2 separate regions of the Homo sapiens genome follow, and region 1 is linked to region 2. Evidence: chromatin loops called from intact Hi-C (ENCODE). Cell type or tissue: endothelial cell of umbilical vein. All regions are shown on one strand. Each heading gives the region's core, and the rest is flanking DNA. Links, peaks and the distances in the headings are about the cores only. Region 1 has its middle 56 kb from the start of ARLNC1. Region 2 overlaps ARLNC1 (androgen receptor regulated long noncoding RNA 1).

What was found. Peaks named below come from ENCODE experiments on the same cell type or tissue, not always from the same donor. Only the 100,000 strongest peaks of a DNase experiment are listed, where the experiment ranks them.
Region 1: it touches region 2 in a loop (11-fold over the local background); 1 of 110 quality-filtered maps calls a loop at or near these places.

Annotation. Positions count from the first base shown.
Region 1 is chr16:80,947,181-80,950,100 of GRCh38, reverse strand. No RefSeq gene overlaps it. Among named protein-coding and RNA genes, the nearest start is that of ARLNC1, 56 kb to the right of the region's middle. RefSeq lists an enhancer at 1,100-1,149. In endothelial cell of umbilical vein, for the core only: a CTCF peak has its summit at 1,052 (motif pointing right); DNase peaks (open chromatin) are centred at 1,050 and 1,690; H3K27ac peaks cover 739 bases.
Region 2 is chr16:80,850,921-80,853,840 of GRCh38, reverse strand. The region is part of intron 1 of ARLNC1 (androgen receptor regulated long noncoding RNA 1); the gene reads left to right. Among named protein-coding and RNA genes, the nearest start is that of ARLNC1, 40 kb to the left of the region's middle. In endothelial cell of umbilical vein, for the core only: a CTCF peak has its summit at 1,371 (motif pointing right); a DNase peak (open chromatin) is centred at 1,410.

The DNA of each region.
Region 1 (2,920 bases), core at 103-2,602, 96 kb before region 2:
ATTATATATCTTATATATAATATATATTATATATTATATATCTTATATATAATATATATTATATATTATATATCTTATATATAATATATATAATATATATTATATAATATATATTATATAATATATATATCTTATATATTATTATATATCTTATTATATATTATATATATATATATATATATTTTTTTTTTTTTTTGAGATGGAGTCTTGCTCTGTCGCCCAGGCTGGAGTACAGTGGTGTGATCTCGGCTCACTGCAACCTCCATCTCCTGGGTCAAGCAATTTTGCTGCCTCAGCCCCCTCAGTAGCTGGGATTACAGGCGTGTGCTACCACGCTTGACTAATTTTCCCATTTTTAGTAGAGACAGAGTTTCACCACGTTGGCCAGGCTGGTCTCAAACTCCTAACCTCAAGTGATCTGCCTGCCTCAGCCTCCCAAAGTGCTGAGATTACAGGCATGAGCCACCGTGCCCAGCCTTATGTATTTTTTTTTCTTTTTACTGTGACTATGTCTCTTCAAACTCCCTCGTATTTCTAAATGAGAGATGAGATGGAACTCGATAGCTTCCCGGGAATAGAGAAAATCTCCCCACATCTAAAGAAAATTTCATTTACTTTCTCACAGGGGGATATTTCTTCTTCAGATTCCTAGTCTGCTTTTTACTACTGATGAGCTAACACCCTGGGTTTCAGTGTGCTCATGCACTTGAAAGGGCTCATGCCCTTGAGTTCTGTGAGCTGGTGCCATGAAGTGCTGTCTTCACTCATGCACTCTCACTCAAGGAGTTTTCCTTGAGCTCCCTCTCTCTGCTGGGCCTGGGCTTATGTCGGGGAAACACTGTGAATATATCAGGCTACGCCCCTGGCCTCCCAGAAGCCTCAGCATATGCAGTGAGTGCACTGCCAGCCTTTTCGCCTAGACAGTGCCATGTTGTGCAGGTGTATCCTGCCTATTGCAGGCTGTTCATCGAGCCTGGCCCTGACCCACCAACTTCTCAAGCAGGGTGACCGCAACGATGTCACCATACCTTTCCAGGTGCCTCCAGGGGGCGCTGCTGCCCCTGGTTGAGAACCACTGCTGGGAAGTGGCAAGTTTGGATGGAGTCCCCAACCAATTCTGTCTTGGGTGTGGTACCCACTTGTCTTTATTTCTAGGAATTTGGCCCATACTAAGGATGGCAGAAGCAGATATTTGAAAAAGGAGAAGGAAAACCAAATCCATTTATCAGGGTCCTGCACTGAGAGTGGCTGATCTCAGCAGTAGAAAGTTAATGTGTTTAGCTGTTCCCCACTGAGGCTGCCTTCCACAATCTCTTCCTTCACTCCCTTCCCTGCTCACCCCTACCCCAGCTCTATCAAAAGGTAAACTACATGGACCTGAACCACTCCCACCCCGAGGCAGAGGCTGAGGAAGACCTTGGTTGGGAGGGAGAATGGAAGGGGTGAATGACCCAGAGCACTGTGGCTGATGAAGGAGAGGGAGGAGGTCTCGCCACTAAGACTGATAGGCAACTTAAGGGCAAAAGCAAAGACATCTTTTCCCTGTCCTCTAGAATCCGTGTGTGTGCCGATTCAGCTAATAGCAAGATTTTCCCAGTGAACAGAGTATACCCTCCCTCCATTCTTATTGTTAACAACATAACAAAGGAGTGACACAGACAAGAGCAGAGAGGCTGGGGCCCTGCCCTCGAAAATCTATTGTTTCACTGTTCTCCCTGGTGAAATCTGCCAAGTGCTAAGCATTGTCTAGGGTTTGGGAGTGAATGAAATAAAATCCTTACCCATGTGGAGTTTAGAGACTAGTTTAGAGTGGCAGATGGTTGAAAGAAAATGTACAAGATTAACAAATTTTAAAGTTGGACCCAGTATGCACTGGCAAGGATGTAGAGGGGCAGAACTCTCATACGTGGTTTGTGGAGGTTGGTACAACCTCTGTTGAGAACAACAAAAGTTATGACTCAATCATGCCACTCCTATTTACATACCCGAAAGAAACTCCTACAGATACACAGTCAAAAGTGTCTACGACAGCTTTTTTTTGTAGTATGAAAGAAAAAATCAACAAAAATGTTTATGAACAGGAGAATGAATAAATACATTGTAGTACATTCATACGTGGAATGCATCAATGAAAATGTGTGACATGCAGGGCCTGATTAGAAAGAAGGATGACCCATCATTCTTGCCTGTGGTTGGTTCCCACCATGCTCTCTCCCTGTCTGTCTGCTTGCTGAATATGAGAGGAAGCATGTTGCCCTGCTTGCCCATGGCAGCCTTCCTCCAGTAGAGGAACAGCCTGAAAAAGTAACTGACAATGTAAATGGTAGAGTAGAGAGACGATTAAATCCATGTCAACTCTATCACCCTGGTTCTGAGGCTGTTGCTCTTTCAGAATGTGAGTCGGGCATTGTTCTTGAGGCTAACGCTACCTTGGTTTGCGTTTTCCATTGTGTGCAAGACTTGCACCACATAGGTTGCTATGGAAGCGTACAGCAATCATTTCCTAATCAGCAGGAAAATTGTTTCTTAATTTACTCAATTTTAAGTTTTTCTCTATTTTTACTTAAACATTTGCACCTGCTTGGTTGGCTGGTTCTATCAGTACTAGCAAGAGTTAGCCTTTAAGGAAACCCATGAACACAAAGAAACCAACCTTAATGGAAACAATTGTGAAGAGTCCAACGTGATTAGTGTGTCAGCTTATCTTTTTCTGAGAACACGCGTCTTAGTTTCCATTGTATTAACTTGTGTCTGCTATAACAAAAGTACCACAAATGTGGTTAAACCAACAGAAATGTACTTTCTCACAGTTCCGGAGGCCAGAAATCTGAAATCAAGGGATTGGCAGGATGTGCTCCCTCCAAAGACTCTAGGGGGAATTCCATTCGTTCCTTGACTTTTCCATCTTCTGGAGGCTGTT
Region 2 (2,920 bases), core at 244-2,743:
ATTGGTGGCTGCTTAGGGCTGACAGTAAAGTGAGGGAGAAAGAATGGGAGGGTGACAGCTAAGGGAAGTAGGATTTCTTTTTGGAGTAATGAAATGTTCTTAAATTGATTGTGGTGATAGATGCTCAACTCTGAATATTCTAAAAGCCATTAAGTTATGCACTTTAAATGAGTGAACTGCATGGTATATGAATGACACCTCAATTAAGCTGTTAAAAATGCTGTGGGAGCAAAGAAATGCGTGATCGTTGCCAATGTCATGGGGATGGGAACAATATTTACAGAACGCATGTTCCTCTAGACAGCCTGCCGGTGAGTGCCCTTACCCCCATTTTCAGAGAATAGAACTTGTCCCTGGTCTCAGGGCAGAGACTGGGCATAGTCCCCCATCTGTAGGAAGCAGTAAACACTCTTCCTTACCATACTTGCATACAGAGGAGGTAATATTTATGCTCCTCCTTTAAGTATCAGAGTTAATGAGGGACGGGTGACCAGAGAGGGACATTCCGGCAGAGAGGCATATGGTCAGGGTCCTGGTGGGAAAGAGATGGCACATGTGATCTGGATAATTTGAGGAGAGATCAATAAAGTGACTACCTATAGAGGTATGGGAAGAGTTTAAGGGAACCAAAGTGGGGATGGTGGCAACGTGGAGCATTACCATCCCAGGCCTGAATGGGTGAGGTGAGGAAGCCATTGTAGGAACACAGAGAGGGTGGCTGTATATACAGGGCTGCCTTCCACAGGGGGACAGCCCAAATGACAACTGCCCGGATTCATTCTCCTCCTACCCTCTGATTTCTGCTGGTCACTTTCATTGGCTGTACCCAACAAGAAGCAAGAGGGCAAGAGAGCCCACTGATGTAATCCATACTGGTCAGCCTCATGGGACAGGGAAAGGCACAGAAGCTGGACCCACAGGGATGAATGGGAGGTAATCAGCACAGATAAGGAAGTATAAAGATAACGCATATTGTAGGACTGGTAAAGGTCCCATTGAGTCATTACACCATTGTAACGCGGTCTATGCTGATTATCATTCTTCTCCAAATTCTTGCCCTGAGACCATGTTTTTTTTTCTGGTAAATTTGAGAAGTGTCTTCCAGAAGCTTTTCTCAGTGGACTCCAAATCCTTTCATTCTTTTCGCAAGGCATTCCAGCCTCTCACTTTCCTGGTTCTTCGTAAGGCCCATGGTTGCTCTCAGTGCAGATCTCAGATAAGCCAGGCCCTCTAAGTCAGGTCAGGAAGCCCAAGGCCATCTTTGGGGGAACCAGTGCTCATCTTATTCAAGTAAATGAGCCCCCCAGTGCTGAGGAGGGTAGAAAACAATTCCCCTGGCAGGGAAAGTTCAGGAAGGAGGGTTTGTAAGTCTATGGGGATCCATTTATGTCTGCCACCAGGGGGCAGGTGGACCCATTTTTAGGACTACTCTAGAAAAGTGTTTTGCTAGAGTCTTCCAAGAACAGAGGCAGAGAAAAATGGGGACTTGGAAAAGAAACAGGGTTTTTGTTTTGTTTTTCTCTTGCTTCTAAAGTTGTTCTCGGATCAAGGAAAGTGTACAGAAACCAAAAAACTCTCCTGCTAGAAATAAACAGCTAGGCCACTGAAGTGTTCTTCATTGACGTTGGTAAATTTCTTCAAGTCCCCATTGGATCTCTCCTTCATCTTTGCAGACTAAGAAGTGAGAGTTTGTACCGGAGATAGCTTGACCTAGGATCACAGGCCATATGAACAAGGCTGTCGGAGACCAAAGCGTCGAACAGATACTCGTTTATTGGTTTATAATAAGAAACATGTTGGGGAGATAAGGCAGCTGCCAAGGCTTGATTAGGACATTCTTTTGTTCAAAAAAACTTCATGGGAAACCAAAGCATAATCAGAAGATGACTGGGAATGAGAATAAAGTGAAGCTGGTTGTATGACTGGAAGTTTACTGCTTAGGTCTGCTGTGTCTAGCCTCAAAGCAGAGATTTTTGTGATAGTTGAAAGGGCAGCCTGCTCCTTAGATGACACTGAGATGGAAAGCTCCAATACTGCCCCGTGACTCTCTTCTCTCTGTTGCTGAGCACTCGTGTTTAGTGTTAAGTATTCTCTCTCTTTCATCTATCTAATCTAATCTAATCTTTGTGTCTATCATCTATGCACTATCTACCAACGATATATCTATCATCAATTGATCTATCATCTATTGATTATCAATCATCTATCAACCATCTATCTACCAACAATCTGTCATAATTGATTTATCATCTTTCAATCATCCATCCATCCTGCCAACAAGTCGGGCATATTTTAATGTTAGGGCCTGTGAGTCATTTTGGGTCTTTAAGATGAATTCATAGATCGTTGCTCCAGTTCCTGTATCTTGATTTACAGTTTGACTCTCAGAGGAGGACCTTCACTTCTTCTGGGTAGTTGTACCTTTGGATAACTGAGAGGCCAGAACACTCAGATTGAGGATGCGCTGAACATGTATGATAGAATAGGTACAAACTGAACACTCAGTTTAGACCACAGGGTGAAGGTATGAGAATCTAACACCTGCTGGTGAGGTCTGAGGATAGGAAGACACCACATCCCTCAAGGATTAGGTAAGATACTATTTAAAAGAATGGACTTCAGTGAGTTTTTTTATTTATCTGAGCTGTCTCAAAATTTAAGCCTTTGTCATCTCATTCTGAGATTTATGCATACAATGATGACTGTTGGGTTGTCCAGAATAATCACTTTCAAAGTGTCTTGAGAAATGCTAGAGTTAAATAAAGATATGCTGTAGATCAGGGTTGACAAACAATAGCCCAAGGCCTGAATCCAGCCTGCTGCCAGCTTTTGTAGATAAAGTTTTATTGGAACACAACTACACCCATCTATTCACATATTGCCTATGGCTGCTTTCTCACCACAACAGCAGAGTTGAGAG